2 separate regions of the Mus musculus genome follow, and region 1 is linked to region 2. A link is a loop called in an ENCODE intact Hi-C map of the cell type or tissue named here. Cell type or tissue: left cerebral cortex. All regions are shown on one strand. Each heading gives the region's core, and the rest is flanking DNA. Links, peaks and the distances in the headings are about the cores only.

What was found. A loop is a pair of places that touch in the nucleus more often than their neighbours do. Peaks named below come from ENCODE experiments on the same cell type or tissue, not always from the same donor. Only the 100,000 strongest peaks of a DNase experiment are listed, where the experiment ranks them.
Region 1: it touches region 2 in a loop (6-fold over the local background); 16 of 42 quality-filtered maps call a loop at or near these places.

The regions. Positions count from the first base shown.
Region 1 is chr19:29,367,046-29,375,935 of GRCm38, reverse strand. Cd274 (CD274 antigen) reads right to left here and starts at 8,498. Exons shown (of 7, transcript NM_021893.3): 1 at 8,430-8,498; 2 at 3,417-3,482; 3 at 2,037-2,378. The coding sequence starts at 3,468. It also overlaps a transcript of Plgrkt not described here. In left cerebral cortex, for the core only: a CTCF peak has its summit at 5,197 (motif pointing right); DNase peaks (open chromatin) are centred at 2,119, 2,234 and 3,626; H3K4me3 peaks cover 1,241 bases; H3K27ac peaks cover 430 bases.
Region 2 is chr19:29,496,895-29,505,993 of GRCm38, reverse strand. A930007I19Rik (RIKEN cDNA A930007I19 gene) reads left to right here. Exons shown (of 4, transcript NR_015567.3): 4 at 416-2,331. Among named protein-coding and RNA genes, the nearest start is that of A930007I19Rik, 21 kb to the left of the region's middle. In left cerebral cortex, for the core only: a CTCF peak has its summit at 4,286 (motif pointing right); DNase peaks (open chromatin) are centred at 3,770, 4,284 and 4,695; H3K4me3 peaks cover 497 bases.

The DNA.
Region 1 (8,890 bases), core at 1-8,000, 130 kb after region 2:
TACTCCTAACAAGCCATGAGAGACCTCTTGTCACAGAGGCTTACACCCTGCTCCCTTCTTCCTGACTGCCCGCCTTGAGCTCCTTCCAGTGCCCCAGGTCCAGCAACTTTGACTGCTCATGGCCTTCCAGCTTCACAATGTCTTTAAAAATCTTGGAACCAAACAGGAGCCTCATATTTGCTGATGTACTAACAGCTGCTCAAGATATTAACAACCATATCCCGAGTCTCCTTTCATGAGTGTCACAAATGAAGAATTGTAAGTAAAAGGTAATGGAAGTTAGAGCCAAGCACCGAAATAAGGCAAGTGGCATCTTCATAAGCTCTAAGCGACCCACCATCACAGACCCATTAATAAACTGTCGAATGGACACATTTTTCCTAATCTCTACATAAGATTGCGTTAATAACTGCCGTGATCCCTTATGAGGAATGTGAATTTTTCCTATGTATAATATTGAGCTTCACACTAGTTTAGGAGTAAAAAGATCGAAGGAGACTATCTGATTCTAGCCAAATAGTTTTAAAGTTATTATGAAAACCGAAAAGGAGCAGGCAGACCATCTGCAACGTCTGCCTGGAGAAGACGGGGTTCGGCTCAGTGTCCATCAAGGTGAAGTTTCCGCAGACCACGAAAGGGACCTGATTCGAGGGACACCACTGTGGGAGGTATGTGAAGAGGAGAGCCTTGGGGATTTCCAGTCCTGGTGGGCAACTGGGCTGGCTGTGTGCACGCCTGCGATGAGTGAAGCTCTCAGGTCTATGCAACCCAACAGTGAAAGCAGGGGTGGTTAGCAAGGTGTTTTCCTTCCCTTAGTTAGTTCCAACCCAGAACCGTGAACTCAAGGGACCTGATGACATTTCTGTGGCTCGTTACCCAGGAACTTACACTCATAGTTCCTCCTCAGCACTCCCAGAGATGCAGGCCCTGAAAATGAATGCATGCCTGCTGAGTGTAGCCTGTACCATCTCTGTGGAAGAACGGCTTCTTCTACACTTAAGATCTTCACTTCTCATCCTTCATAGATTAACCTTAATTTTTTAAAAAGTGACCCTTACAGTAGAAGCTATAGATAGATAGATAGATAGATAGATAGATAGATAGATAGATAGATAGATATAGAGGTATATGCACACACACACACATATACATTATATATTGTGTATATATATAAAAAATGTGTATGTATGTGTAGATATGTGTGTTTATATATGTATACATATATAAAACTTTGTATGATATATGATATGATATAACTATATATATACATATATATATAAACACACATTGAATTTTGTATGGAGGTATTCAAAGGAAAGAAAATGTGCTAAGCCTGATAGATTAAATATAAACAGTAATCCAATCAAAAAGTCATGGAGGGATGTACAAATAGTAGTTACTGTATATTTATGCTTAGAAGATGGTAGTTAGGGAGGAGGGACATTTTTATGATTCTATTTCTTTCCATGACATTCAAATTACTTGTAAAAAAACATGTGTGTGTATGTATGTTTGCATGTATATATATTTACAAGTAATTCAAAAAGCTTGCAAAAGTGAAATGCCAGGTGTTTGCTTTTTATCATAAATGCAATATATAACTATGCATATAACTATATATTGTAGTATATATTATTATACATTATATATTATACATTATGTTATATGAAATATATGCATATTATATCTTATTGCATGTTACACAGTTATATCTATACATCTATGTAATATATTATATATTGCATTTATGATAAGAAACAAACACCTGGCATTTCACCTTTGCAAGATCATGGTACTGACTGCAAAGCATGGCTGAGTATTATCTGGTACTGAATCTCAAGTTACTATCAAACACACAGTGCTAGGCTTTTTCACTGGTGAAGTGTGTGAACGAACGAATGAACAAACGAGCGAGAAGAACAGGCTGCTGTTGTTCTGTGAGAAGTGCGTGCGAACTCTCAAGAATGAAGAGCTCTCAACATTAGGGAGCTGTTTTAAATACGGATGAAGCCTTCCCCATCCAGGGTAATTCTTACCATTGACTTTCAGCGTGATTCGCTTGTAGTCCGCACCACCGTAGCTGATTATGCAGCAGTAAACGCCTGCGTCCTGCAGCTTGACGTCTGTGATCTGAAGGGCAGCATTTCCCTTCAAAAGCTGGTCCTTTGGCAGCGAGGCTCTCCCCCTGAAGTTGCTGTGCTGAGGCTTAAGGTCCTCCTCTCCTGCCACAAACTGAATCACTTGCTCATCTTCCTTTTCCCAGTACACCACTAACGCAAGCAGGTCCAGCTCCCGTTCTACAGGGAATCTGCACTCCATCGTGACGTTGCTGCCATACTCCACCACGTACAAGTCCTTTGGAGCCGTGATAGTAAACGCTGAAAAGGAAAGAGGACCAGCCCTCAGAAGACAGAAAACTCCTCCAAACACATCTGAAAACCTGGGTAAAAGGTTACTATCATTTTATTTAGGGAATCACATGAACACTAAAATTCTTCTTTGAAATAACTTCATGGGGCGGGGGTGGGGGGTGGTGGTGGTGATGCAAGCTAGATAATATATTCCCAGTCTTGTTTAAAAGGAACCAATAAATAAAAATATATTATCAGTGGGCCACCTCCCTGGGAATGTTCAGTAGTTATTCATAGGAAACGGATCACCTGTTAGTTCTGTATTACCTGATATTTTTATATTCATCCCCTGGGGGGTGGGGGCGGTTGTTGTTCATTCCTTCATTTGTTTCTGGTGTTGGGATTGCACCTAGGGCTTTTTTTTTACATCAGCCAAGTGTTCTACTACTAAACCACACCCAAAGCTCCAGTATTTTCCTTCATCCTTTCCAAGTAACTTATTTTTTTTGTCTTCACAAATAATTTTATTTATTTTTAAGATTTTATTTATTTATTAAAAATACATACAATATATTTGCCAAGTAACTTATTTATGGCAAAGGAGAATGAGAATGTGTTTGGATAAGCAAGGTATATTCCTTATAATTATCTTAGGGGATGGAGTGATTGCCCAGTAAGTAAACGACTTGCTGTGTAGCCCATGGACCCAAGTTCAAATCCCCAGAGACCAGGTAGAAGCCAGGTGCAGTAGCATGTGCCTACAATCTCAGTGGACTGGGAGGTGGAGACAGGAGAGCCCCCAGGAGGTTCTGAGCTAGCCGAACTACAGGACTCAGCAATGTACAACAAATAAGAGACCTTGTCTCAAACAAGGTAGAAGGTGAGGACTAAGCTCTAGGTTGTCCTATGAACGCTTTATGTGTGCCTAGCAACTGCACATACACACAGACCCCCCTCTACACACACATATACACACACATACACACCCCACAAATTACTTCCATTTTTAATTCATAGCTAAAATATTGAAAATATAGAACCCACTGAAAAGATTTGGTGACTTACCCCGTAGCAAGTGACAGCAGGCTGTGAATATAATGCCAGCAAATATCCTCATGTTTTGGGAACTATCTAGTAACGGGAAACACAGAGAGGTCTGCTTAATTTCAATAGCAGAGCAAGGAGACACTAGTAAATGTGTCCTTCTCATATATACATAAGCCCTAAAAGCCAGTCTGGAAAGAGCAGACGAGCCAGCTGTAACTGAAGCAATTCTGAGGGCTGGCCAACAACCGATTTGCAAGTGTGGAAACACAGCTGAACAGTTCAAAATTCAATGCTTTCATTTTGTAACTCAAAGCCATGTAGAACCAAGTGGAAAGAAGTCAGTATGATGGGATCAGCAGCTTTACATTGAGTTATTAGCCCCCCAGATTGTTAATGTACATTCAAACTCAGCCAAGGACCCCCCCCAGGCCCCCCTCCATATGTATCATGCGTTCTTTCAACATTGAAACGTATTTGAAAGCTAAAACCTGCTTTAGGCAAAGCTTCAAAGCAAAGAGCATCCAATTTTCACTTTCACTTTTCAATGCTTCCTCCCCATTAAAATCTCACCTCTGCCTCGCACCTATTCCACATGATAAATCTTTTCCCCAGTAAAGACAGTACAGTGGTAACAGCTATGGGAAGGAAGGAGACTTCCATCTGGCCCGGTTACTCTAAGGTCTGGATGTCTGAATGCTAGTGTCCCCTCCGCTGAACACTTTCCTAATTCACTCGGCAAACACTGAGTATCTCCTCTGAATCTGGCACTATTTGGGGCACTGCTGAAGCAGCAGGTGGGAAACAGGAGCCATTCTTCCATGAAACCGGTGTCTAAAGGAGTGGGCTCAAAGGTGAGCGCTACATTCCAGCCAGTCTAATAGTTTACATTTTCTGCTTCTGTGTTATTCGCATGTTTACAACGTTCATGGGAGAGTAGGTCTTCCCTTACCGTCTCTCTGACCTGTGTGCTCATTCACAGTCAATCTGAAAGGTGTATAAAGCTGACGAGGACGGCTTCTGCATCCTAGCCTCTGAACTCAGTGAGAAAACTATACATCGGTCAAGAGGAAGACGGATGAGAGTCTCACATAGCTCGAAGGATAATCAATAAAAGCGGAAAGAACGCTCTCGATAAGAAAGTCCATGGAGGATCTGTGATACCATTTGGACCTTCTGCTCTACCAAAATTACAGACTCCTCATAGGTAGCATTAGTGAAGATACAGGGATTTCTTGACCTTTCCTGGAAAGGATGTGAAATTGTATAGCTTCTTAAAGGTCAATTTTGTAATCTCTTAAAACTTTAACTGTGCATGTCGTATGATCTCTCTATTCCTGTCTTGGAAATTCATCTTAGAAAATATAAGTCATATGTAACAGAGATGACACAGCCAACAACAGTCCCAGACTTGAAATACCCCATGTATTAGCTAATAAAACTGTGTATACTCAAAATACCGTGACGGATAACTGTGTATACTCAAAATACCGTGACGGATAGATTTCAGTATATGCACAGGGGATGAGTTTGCAGAGAAGTAGGAAGGAGCTTAGAGGGTAGTATATAAACAAAAATATTCTTGTGTCGTAGAACAACCCCACTTCTCTTGAAGACACTGCCTGACAGTGATTATCTGCAAAGGTAATTGTGGCTTTTATAGGGAAGACAGGTAAGTTCTTACACATTTATACTTAAAAAAAAGTTTTGTTTTTTTTTTTTTTACTTATTTTATGTATGTGAGTACACTGTCACTGTCTCTAGACACACCAGAAGAGGGCATCAGATCCCATTACAGATGGTTGTGAGCCACCATGTGGTTGGTGCAGTTTGAACTCAGTACCTCCGGAAGAGCAGCCAGTGCTCTTAACTGCTGAGCCATCTCTTTAGCCCACATTTATACTTTTTTTAAAGGGAAAGAGATAGAAAAGGAGAGATGAAATAGCAAATTTTTTCTTCATTTTTTTGTGTGTGTGTCCAATTTTCAAATGAGTGAATAATCATTTTACTTATTAGGAAAAATAAATCATTACACCTATCGAATTTCTTGTGAGGGACCCTGAAACGGAGCTCAGACGTTGTCACTGAGGTAGAGTGACCATTTCAGTTTATTTTTATGGTTGGATATTGTTGGTGTTGTTATAAAAACGAATGTAGGCACATTACACACATTCTCCTCTAGGGACCGTTTGGTAATATTGGCTAACATATTTATTTGGTTGCCAAAGCTTGCTTGGGACGAAGGAGAGCTGTTACTGATGTGATGAAATAGAGGCCCGAGATGCTGCCAAGACCCTGCCCTGCCGCCTTCCCCCCCTCCCGCCCCCCGCCCCGCCCCAAGGTGACAGACACTGAGATGGCCTACAGCACCACCAGTGCCAAGCTGGAGAAACGGTGACCACTCTCAGCATGTCTGTCAATAGTTTCTGTTCAGCCATTTTCCTCTACACTTTTAAAGATTGATTTATTTTATGTGTAAGAGTGTTTTGTCTGGGACTGGAGGGATGGCTCAGAGGTTAAGAGCACTGGCTGCTCTTACCAAAGTCCTGAGTTTAATTCCTAGCAACCATATGGTAGCTTACAACCAACCACCTATGAGACCTGGTGCTCTCCTCTGCCCTTCAGGTGTACACGCAGGCAGAACCCCATATAAATAATATAGAAAGAAATCTGTTTTGGGGTTTTGTTTTTGTTTTTTAAGAATGTTTTGCCTGCTTGTACATCTGCTTGCCATATGTGTGCCTAGTACCTCTGAGGTATCTCTCCAGCCCCCGTTGTCTCACACATGTAATAGCCATTTTTAAAATGTAAGATTATGGCATAATTTCCCCAAGTCTTGTATTTAACAGGCCCCTAACACGGAGCGCCTTTGCTGTTATGTGTTGTCCCTTTTTTCAGAGTCACAAATATGTGTGTGCTTGGCCAATGTTTGGGCGAGTACCAGTTGTGTACCAGGTCCAAGTTTAGGCTTGAATTATAGATTTCCCTAAGGAGATCTGCGGATCTAGGGAGAAAGACTATGGCAACTGATACCACTACATCTTTGTGCAGCACAAACATTACTTTTTAGATCCCCCCATTCAATTCTTGAAAAATGCAACTTGATTTGTTTAAATAAATATTTAGCTCTCAATAATTACCTGATTACTTATTTTGACTGTTAAGGTCATAGCCTTCTTGCTGATTATTATGAATCATTGATGTTAGAAAAGGGCAGATGCAACAGCATCTGAGAGACTGGGGGAAGAGGCTAGCCTGGGCTACATAGTGAGACTCTGTCTCAAACAACAACAAGAGCATGAAAATAAAAACAAACAACAACAACAAAACAAAAAATAAACAAACCAAACCAAACCAAGGACATTTACAAAAAGAGCAAAATCAAATGACTCATTATTAATCATATCTCTCCAGTTCATCTGCCCAAGCAGATGAGGCAGGATGACATCCAGGCCTGTGAGGACACAGTGACTGTTGCAATGAGGCCCTGGGAGAAATGGCCAAGCCGAGTACTAGACAGTCACAATGAGGTACATGATATCCACTGAAGACTGTACCTAATTTTTCCTACGTTGATGGCAGACTCAGTTGGAACAGTTATCTATTGCTTATGAGTCTGCTTTAAAGCTTAGTATAAAGTCTGAAAGGTGATGGGTTGGGTCTGATAGTCACCTTCTTCAGTATCATATCCTCCCCTCCCTGGCTCTCAGGGTGCAGGTGTGAGCAGTAGATCAAAAGGGGAAATTCAGGGACCATGTAAATCAGCATGGCCTTTGACCTCTAAACCTGCACCTCTTACATGGGCTAAGAGTCCAGGGTCACCTTCTCCCTCCCTCCGGCAAGAAACTGTAACCTTTCACAAATTCCCAGACAAGAGCTGAGAGCCTTTCACAGAACAGAGTTTAAAGTAAAGAAGTGACGCTCATTCAAGATGGGGAAATAGGTTTGTCCCAGGGGAAGTCCAGATGAAGATCTTGGAACGCCACTTCTTTATCTTCCCATGGGGGGGGGGGGCACGGGGGGGGATGGGGGGGGGAAGAGTGCCTGGGGCGGGGAGGGGAAGCAGATGCAAACTTCCTTTCTCAAAAGAGTGAAAATTTACCCAGTTTTCAAATTCTATCAAATGATCCTGAACCCTGTGCTCAAATCCATCCCTTCTCCATCCCTCCTTAGAGCAGCATATAACCACTATCATGTCTTCCTATCTATGATGCTCAGCTGGGAAAGGTGAATATTTTCCCTGTATAAAGTTCTCCTTAAACACCGCTTGGTCACTATCATCATCAGCTGCGGATACTTTCTGGAATGTATTCTCAGGTTGTTGTTTTTTTTTTTTCTACACAAAGGCCTTTCAGACACTCAAACATAATGAAGTACTTATACATATAAGAGTTTATCTAAATGAAATACCTAGCCATATTCCAGACAGTCACATACACAGATGGTCAGTGGATGACTGAGCTAGTAAGGCACTATTACTAACCTGTGCATTCCTCAGTGGGAGAGTGATGCCCTTTAATAACCCAGCACAATGGAATATAGCAATTAAAAAAAAACTGGCTAAGTAATTCATAGGAAAGCACCTGTAATAATTTATTTTTAAAAAAAGATAGAATATTGTACTTTCACCTCTTATGACAACCCCAACCTAAACTTTAACATAGCCTAGGTCACTGTATCTAAGAACTGTTTGGGACATTTTCTTCCAAAAATCCTTTAGGTTCTCTGGGCAGATAGAATGAAAATCTTAAGCTCCAGCATCCTAGACCTCGACAGAGGAAGGGACCTCCGGAGATGCTTCAAGTGGAAAGACCCAGTCATTGCTAGCAAACAGTCAAGTCGCGCTAGGACCAATTAATTCATCTCTTCTGACCCAGCTACCTACCCACAAGATCCATAAACACACAAAACTGCGGATTCTGAGTTCTTAACTTTCCCAGGAAACCGGTTCCCTTCTCCGTCCTAAAAAGGTCTAGGGATTCTGGCTCTTTAAAGTGCCCTGCAAGCGGATTCCGCGAGAAGATGCTCCCTTACCTGCAGGCGAGGAGACTGGCCCGCGACGTGCAAGTGCAGCCTGGCATGAGGCTTGGGGACCACGATTTCCTGGTCTTATCTCGAGTTCAGAGCCCCGCCCACTCCGCGGAAGCCTTGTCCAACCTCCGCTGTCTGTGAAACCGAAGCCACCCAGTCCCTTTGAGCATGAGTTTATCTCATAGTATTTCCTGCGGATGACTTTAGAGTCAGCTTTGGGATATTCACAGTTTAAGAAAAAACGAAACTAGGCTTCGGTGCGGTGACACACGCCTTAATTCCAGTACTCAGGAGCCAGTGGCAGGTGAGTCTCTGGTCTATAGAGAGAGCTCCAAGACAACCGGGCTGCTACTGAGAGGCTGTCGATAAAAACAAAAACAAACAAACACTATTTAAAAACGAAACTAAAAGTGAAAGTGAAACCTGCATTAGCTTTCTTGTAAATCAGGTTCCCTCAAAGAAAC
Region 2 (9,099 bases), core at 812-8,811:
GGCCTCAAATCAATTTAGAATTTATCACTGTATTAGTTACTTTTCTGTTGCTATCATAAAGCACATGACCAAGGCAACGCACAGAAGGAAGCGTTTATTTGGGCTTATGGTTCCAGAGGAAAAAAGAGCCCACCATGGTTAGGAGGTGTGGCAGCACGTGGGCGTGGCAGCCTAAGCAGGAAGCTGGGGGGCAGGGCGGAGAGAGAACCGGAAGTGGAACCAAGTCAAACCCTCCCAAAGCCTGCCCCCAGTGACATACTTCTTCCAGCAGGCCACACCTCCTAAGTCTTCCCAGAGAGCACTCTCAAGTGGGCAATGAAGAGTTTAAATGCCTGTGCTTTATATAGGATATTTCGTATTCAAAACCCTACCCTCCCGTAAAAGTCTGATTAATTTTGCCTGTCTGATCTGGCAGGTTAGTATTGCAGCATGCGGGATCCAGTGGAGGGAAAGACCCCAGCAGCCTCTACAGCTCCTCCCATCATGATGAGAAGCTAGCCAGTGGATAGACAGTCTCCTAGTCTCCTAGTCAAGGCACCGTTAATTTCTTTATGTCCTGCAAACAAAGTATGTGGAGTCTTCTCACCAATATGATCTGACCATCTAGTTCTGCTGGCTCACCCAGAACAATGGCAAGCGCTCGTGTTATTTTAGGGCTTCCTGATTGCTACCTTATTCATACTTGGCACTGAGACTTTTATTTAATAACCTATGTCTGTTGGGAGCAGCTTCCTCCACTAATGCAGAGCACCTCTGTTTAGACTGTTTCTTTGAAAAACAAAAACAAAAACAAGTTAAATTAGCATACGTACTTGTGGTTTTCCATAAATCGTTTTCATATGTCCTAAGTCTTGGTTAGCTCACATCGTACCCACCCCCTCCTTCCCACCCCACTGCCTCCATCTACACTTAACCCTTCAACCCCCAGTATTCCCTCCCTGTTCTTTTGTGTCGCATGTGTTCTACTGTCCCCTCTAATTATATTTTTTAATGGGACTTGAAGATCATAGGTTTCCATGGACCTTTTCCAGACGCCCTTCATTTCCGTTAACCCTTCTCTTGCTTACACTTCCCCATGCTTAACCTTCGGTTGGTCTGGCCTCCCTCTCTGCTTATATCGTAACTGTATTTTATTGTCTTCCCTCCCTTAATGCCCAGCCTCAGTGGCCCATTTCTAGTTTTCTAGATCTGTTTGTTCTTCAAGTTAAACACCCAAGACAAAGTATTTGAAGGCAGGATCCTCTTGTGGGACAGAAAGGCAGCATTTGTCTTTCTGGGCCTGGGTGACCTCATTTAGTAAATATATATTTCCTGGTTCCATCCATTTAGCTGAAATTTTCATGACATTTTTCTTTTGACCAAGTCAGCTTAGGCAGTCAACAGGTGCTCCAGGGCAGGAGTGAGGATTAAAAAGAGAGAGAGAGAAAAAAAAAGACAATTAGACAACACTGTAGCATGACCCCAGCCAGTCCTGAGACTGAGGTGGGTTTATTCTTTCCTACTCTGCTTTTATATCATTTTAATTACATGCGAATAATAAGGTCAGTTCTAGATTGAGGAACAAGCAAGACAATAAACACAAATAGTCAAGGAACAAGTAAGGCAATAAATGAAGTCCTGTGATTACTCCCTTGGTCACTGTTTCTAGGGGCTTATCAGGATGACCAAGGTATCTGAGCCTACTTCCCTGTTTTAGACCAAAGTCATATTCTTGCCTGAAGCCTACTTCTTTGTTCTACCTTCAAATCAGATTCCTGCCTGAGCTCCCTTCCTTGTTATGGTCCAGTGTCAAATTCCTGCCAAGCGGCCCCCCAAAGCTCTGCACATCTTTGCAGCTGAGTATTCCCTAGTATAAATGTGCTACTCTTTCCGTATCCCTTCATCAGCTGGCGAATGTCTGCTTGATCCTAGGTCTTCATCACCATGAACAGAGCACTAGTGAACATGGATGTAAGAGTGTCTCTGAGAGGATGTCAAGTCCTTTGGATATGTGCCCAAAAGGGACATTGCAGGGTCATGTGGTCATTCTACTTAAAGTCTTTAGAGGAACTTTCAGCCCAAGTTCTAAAGTGACTGCACCGTTTACCCGCCCACCAACAGCACACGACTGTCCCCAGTCCTCCACATCGACACCGGCGTTTGTTGTCATTTGTTTTCCTAATCATAGTCACGGACTGGGGTAAAATGGAATCTCAAAGTAGCTTAAATCTGCACTTCCCTGATAGCTAAGGATGTTGAACATGTTTTCAAATGTTTTGTGGCCACTTGTGTTTTGAGAATGTACTGTTCAGCTCCGTAGCCCATTTTAAAACTTGGGTTCTTTGTTCTTCGATGTTCAGGGTTTTTTGTTTGTTTTTGTTTTTTGTTCTTTGTATATTCTAGACATTAATACTAATCCTTTTGGGGGCATGGTCTTTCTTTTTACTTGGTTGATTATTTCCTTTGATGCACTGAAGCTCTTTAGTTTTACGAGGTTCTGTTTGTCAATTGTTGGCCTTAAATTCTGTGCAAACGGAGTTGAATTCAGAAAGTCATTTCTTAGCCAGGTGATGGTGGCACACACCTTTAAACACAGCAGTTGGGAGGCAGAGGCAGGTGGATCTCTATGAGTTTGAAGCCCACCTGGTCTACAGAGGAAGTTCCAGGATAGCCAAGGCTACACAGAGAAACCCTGTTTTTTGAAAAACAAAACAAAACAAAGGAAACAAAACAAAAGTCATTTCTTGTGCCTGCGGTGCCACTGCCCATGTTTTCTTTGAACAGTTTCGGCATTCCAGGCTCCACAATAAGATCTTCAATCCATTTAGAGTTGCAGCCTGCCTTTGGTGCAGGTTTATAAATACGGCTCGAATTTCATTCTTCTACGTGTGGACATCCAGTTCTTCCCACACTTTTTGTTGAATGAGCTGTTTTTTTTCTCCAGTGTGCATTTTTGGCATCTTGGCCGAATATGAGATGGCTGTTATTATGTGCGTTTGTATTGTATTTGGGTCTTTTTCCCCCCCATTAGTCTACATGTCTGTTTTTGTGCCAGTACCATATTGTTTTTATTTCTATATCTCTGTAATATATAGCTCGATATATTAATAAAATATCTTTTGGCTATTTTCCTTTTTCCATGAACTGCTTGTTCAGTTCATCAGCCCATTTACTAATTTGCAATTAGTCTTATGAGGTGTTTAATTTTTGCTGTTTTTGTGTATTCTAGATTTACATTTATAGCTGGCAAAGATTTCCCCCCATTTTTCAAGCTGTTTCCTTATGTTGGTCACACTTCCTATTTTGAAGAGTTTAATTTATATCTCACATAAATATTATACTTTTAACTGCTAAAAATTGGTAGGTTAAAATGAATAGTTTAAACTTGGCATAATATATTCTAGATAATATATTATAAGCATTAATATTATATGATATTATATGGTAATTATTACCATTATGATAATGGTTCTGTAATCCCAGAACTCAAGATATCTGAGGCAAGAATGACTTTCAGGCTAGCTTGGGCTACATAGTGAGCCCCTATGTAAAAACAAAAAAAAAATTTTTTTTTTCTATTATAAAAAAAGAATTATAGAAGTCATTGTTAAAGTTATCAGAGACTCTAACGTTGGGAATGAGAATGGAGCAAGTCTTAGAGGAGATAACTCTGAGTCAGGCCCTGGAATATGGGTAGACCTGTGATGGCAGAAGAGGAGGCAGGGTGCAAAGTGTGCAATCAGGAGCAGGAACACGGAGCTCGAACATCCTTTACACGGGCCTAGTTGCACCTCCTAGTCGCAGGTGCGTACCTCACCTCAGGGCCCTCAGTAGCACAAGCAAGGGCTCCTGGTCGCTGTGCCCATTAATGCTTTAAACAGCCCCTCCACAAATCAGTGAGAACGACATCTCTGGCAGAAGCTTGTCCGCGTGAGTGTTTTGCAGCCAGGATTGAGATGCTCTGTATTAAGAACACGTAAGTGGGGAGGGACAAACTCAGAAGCCGCTCACAGAATCTTTAGTGGGGTAGGGGTGGGGGGTGTCACAGGCGGTATTTACCTTAGAAGCAGTTTGAAAGATATTCTCCCAGAAAAATCATAATAATGAATCAATCTAAAAATGAATGTAGATAATTTCCCACTATTGTTCTAAAAGAAAAAAAAACTCCAAATATTTTAAGTTTCAAAATATATCCCCCTTTTATGGAAGATCATTCCCAATTGAGTCTGATTGACAGTGAAAACCGCTTACCTGCCAGGAGGCTTGGAGGCAGTAGGGCTAGCATGTGAAGCTCCTCCTGGACGCTAGGTGGCGCCGTGGACTGAGACTTGGTGAAACGAGCTTCAGAGACAAGTTAGACTGGGAGAAAGGTCTTGGAAACTTATTTCTCCAACCCTTCATTTGGAGGGTTTTAAATTTTATTATTATATTAGTTATTATTAATTGTTAATATTTAATGATTATCATTATTGTTATTACTATTACTGTGTGTGGACGAAAGTTGTCTCCTTTTCATATGTTTCATATTTGTGTGGTTAAACTCAGAGAAACTCCTCAGAGCTACAGAGAAAGCAATGGCGACTGTTCCCTGTATGCCCTCCAGAACAGTGCTGCAGCTGCAGGGTCAGCTCCAGGGGCTTAGCGGAAAGGAGGCTGAGACAACCCTTTCTGTTCGGCGACATCAGCAATTTGCCCACTAGGAGGCACTAATAAGCGATTCACAGTCAGGAGAGGGTTGAGTGGGACCCTCTAGCCCACTATCTTCTCAGCTGGAGGAGTGAGGCCACAGTGGCTGGGTTTCTTGTTCTTTCTCACCAACAAAAGCTTTCTTTGAGTGCCGGTTCGCTAATTCCCTCCCCTGCCTCCCTTGTTCCTCAGGACCTCGGACCGCAGCGCTTCTCCTCCGAAGCTTGCTCGCTATGTCCCTGTCTTTTGCTCTTAGCCCTGTCCACACCCTTGGAAAGAATCCTGTGGTTATGCCTCTTGAATATGGCATGGATCTCCTGCCGGGATGCTCCGGGGTTCTGTCTCCTTTCTCACTTCCCTGTTCCACATCCACCCAGTTCTTCTCTCTAAGTAACCGACTCTTTTGGGTTCCCATACTTATAAACATGCAACCGTATAGATAAAGACATGCTCCTTTCAACGATTTACTCAAACTATGGCATACTTGAGTCCTGCACCATGATTTTATTTCCACATAAAATACCCTAAAGATCTCTCTACAGCAGTTCACAGAGATCTTCCTTATGCCAATTTATGGCTGAATTGTATTCGACTTAAGAAGAATACAATTACCTTTTAACCAGCTACTTATCAGTAGAAGTGTAGATTATTTTCAGGTGGCTTCTATTATAAGTGTTGTCATAAGGAATAACATTGTATAAAGGCCATTTGTCCTCTGACCTTTATTGGTCTGAGGAAATATATCAGATTGAGTAAATTGCCTCAGGTTTCTTCTTGGCAAAGCCCATGTCACAATCATTAGAAGTAGGAGGCTGACACCCGTGACCTATATTCTACAGGATATTACCCCACAACATATACTGTCTATTTCCACCATTCCTCCCTCCCCCATTCTTCTTCTCCTCCAGCTTTCTTTTCCTCTTTTAAAAAAAAAAAAGGTTCTGGCTCTGTTGTCCAGTTTAGTCTTGAACCTATGAACCCAGGTGATCTTTCTGCCTCAGCCTTTTCTCCAAATTGCTTTAGTAATATTGATTAGATTGATTTATCGCAGCGACAGAAAAAGCAAGCAAGGACAGAGAGTGGAAGACTGGGGTTTTGGAGGGGAAGAGGAGAAAGGTGGCCTGTCCCTGAGAAGAGAAAGAGCAGGCAAGCATTCTGTGCAGAGCAAGTCAGGGTAGGGGCAGCGGATTTGAAATGGATTCTGTAAGAGTCGGAGAACTGGTCTCACTTGTCACAGTTCCATACACAGGTTGAGACCTCCAGGAGGAGAACAGAGCCTGTGGGGGCCTGGCCCTGAGTGCTGTGGACCCAAACACAGCAGCAAGATTCCTTATGTAGGCCTGCGAACAAAAGAAGGACTCTCCTGAGAGTGTCTCAGAATTCTGCCAAGATAAAAGGGTCCCATCAGACATCGAAGGACAAGCAGATAGCAGCACAGCAGCGAAGAGGCCAAAGACCAGACATGCCTCCGTTTTTAAGCTACTGTGTGAGCCTGATGCCCTAGAATTATGGAGTGGGTGAGTAATTAAACTTTAAGTAAATGAAAATGTTCACTCTGAGCCATGTGTCTTATCCTAGGAGCCATTTCTACCACACAAACTTCTTTGTTTGTTTGTTTTGTTTTCTTTCCCTTCTCTTCCTTTTCTTCCTCTTCCTCTTCTTCTCATCCTCATCCTTCTTCTCTCTTTCTCTATCTCCCTCTTTGTTCTTCCAAGAAAATGAGCTAAAACTATTTTTTTTCAAGTCACAGATTAGTTGCGCATCATGAGCATGGTATTTCAAAGTGGTTTTCTTGCTTTGTGGGGGGTGGGTTTAGATTTCTGCCACAGCTATACTATCCCAAGGTTCGGTGTTTTCTCATCCACAGGACAGGATTATCAATAGAATGACTTGAAGCCTTCTTTTTTCGTTTTTATAATATTGCTCACACTTTCAGCAAAAGGAAAGGAAACTGATAGTTTATCTGCATCCGCACGCATGTTCTTTCTTAAGATTTATGGTCAGTTGTTTCCTTAAATGCCTACCCATGAAGCATGTGAGTTTCAGCAAGGCTGAGGCCAGATCTTCCTGCATCAGGAGCACATGACATGTCTTTGAGGCTGATCGTGTGAACTTGATACTCAGACCTCCTCGATAGAGGCTGGCTGCTGTGGAGGCTGGGGGGACAGGGAAGGCCACAGCCTCAAGATGCTTCATGCTAAGTGAATGGAAAGACCCCCTTCTCCCTGCCAATACACAAGAGCTGGTCTCATCTGGTTCCTTCATGTCGGAAGTGCACAAGGCTTCATGGGCTGATAGCCAGCTTCTCCATGGACTTTGGAAAAGGGAGCTGTCTGAAAAAACACTATTGAATTTAACACTCAATTACTCAAGCAGATATATTGAAGGAGAGTAGCTAGAGATATGATTTTTCCAACTGGGGAAATCAATTGCCAGACAAGAAATCAAATGTGTGTGGAATCTGGATATGGTGTGCCAGGCCTACTAGTTAGCTGTGACTCTGAGCACGTGATTCTCTGTGCCTCGAACATTAAATGGAAACAAAGGGGCTGGAGCAATGGCTCCACAGTTAGGAGCACACTGTTCTTGGTGGGGGTCCAGATCGACTGCCAGTGTCCATGCTGATCAACTCACAACTGCCTCTGATTCTAGTTCAGGAACACTAGCAGCCCCCTCCTGCCTTCAGGATCACCTGAAGTAAAAATAATAAAAATGCATTTAAAAATGAGGACAACAGTGGTATATGACAAACAGGAGGAGGATTGTTATGGAGAAAAAAAATCCATATGTAGACTCGTGCCTGATACACGGTGAGAACTTAAGACTGTTTTTTTATGGCTGCTGCCGTTCTTACACACAAGCCGTATGTTAGCGTTTTTGGTGTTTAATTAAAGTTTTAAAACTGAGCTCTGAAGCAGTTTCATGACATACAGTAAGAAATTTGGCTACCTGTTGCTATGTGGTCATTCAAAAGAAGACCTTCTGCTGTCTTCTGAGGTCCTGGACCTCAGAGCAAGGTCTGACCTGGTTTGACAAATAATTTCCAGCCACATCTTTATAAATAATGAATCAGAATTGCTTGTTAGATGACATTCTGGGATGGCTAATACCAAGGAAGCCAATGACAACAAATGGAGCGAGGGTGTAGGGAAAGAGGAGCCTTATACACGTCGGATGGGAAATTAAAACGGAACCACAGTGACTGGGTGTGCTGTTTCTCCGTGTACACCGGAAGGACTCCAAGACAGCACTTCCTAGAGCTTGCATGTCTATGCTTCTTATCGCACTGCTTACAGTAGCTGAGAAACAGAACCAGTCAGATGAGTGGATAAGGAGAACTATCCTGCTGTGACAGATGTATACAACAGGATTTTATTTATTTATGAAATCATAACACTTTCAGGAAAAAATGCACATAAAATAAAATTTTATTTTATGTGCATGAGTGTTTTGTCTGGACATATGTTTATGTACCGTGTGTGAGCCTAGTGTGAGAAGAGGCCAGCAGAGAGGGTCAGAGCTCCTGGGACTAGAATTACAGACAACTGTAAGCTACTATACGGAAGCTGGAAATTGAACCCAAGTCCTCTCAAAGAGCAGCCACTGCTCCTAACCACAGAGCCATCTCTCCAGGCCCTAGCTTTTAATTTTTTTTGTGTATTTGTATATGTGTGTTGGGAGAAAGCTCATGAAAGTAGAGAGGAACATTAAGAAGAGGAGGAGGAGGACGAAGAGGAGGAGGATGAAGAGGAGGAGGAGGGAGGGGAGGAGGAGAAAGAAGAGGAAGAGGAGGAGGAGGAGGAGGAGGAGAGGTTGTAAGGAAGAGCTAATGAGGAGATGAGAGAAGATAATGTGGTGTGAAAACAGAGCTGGAGGGAAACTGGATAAGAAAAGGACCAGGGCAGGATGGTGGGGTGAGGGGCGGGGCAGTGGGGTGGGGGCAGGCAAGGGGCAGGGGCCAGATAACAGGGGGAACATGGGCAGGGCAGGGGCAGGGGCCAGATCACAGGGGGAACATGGGCAGGGCAAGGGCAGGGGCAGGGTAGGTGGGTAGGGGTTGGTAGGACCAAAAATGTATGGATGAAGCTCACTGTTATATATGCTAATTTAAACAACTAATTAAAAAATAACATCCTAGAATTTAACTTTTCTGGATTTTGGTGTCTGTGTGTGTGTGTGTGTGAGAGAGAGAGAGAGAGAGAGAGAGAGAGAGAGAGAGAGAGAGAGAGAGAGTTGGTGCTCACAGAGGACAGAGGTCGGGTGGTTTTGTAACACTTGGGGCTGGACTTACAGGCAGCTGTGTACTGTCTGACATGGGTGCTGGGAGCTGAACTCAAGGTCTCTGCACGCGAGCAGCAAGTCTTCTAAACTGCTGAAGCATTCTCGTCCCTTCACTTATTTTCATAAAGCAAAAAGGAATTGACTAGTTCATTG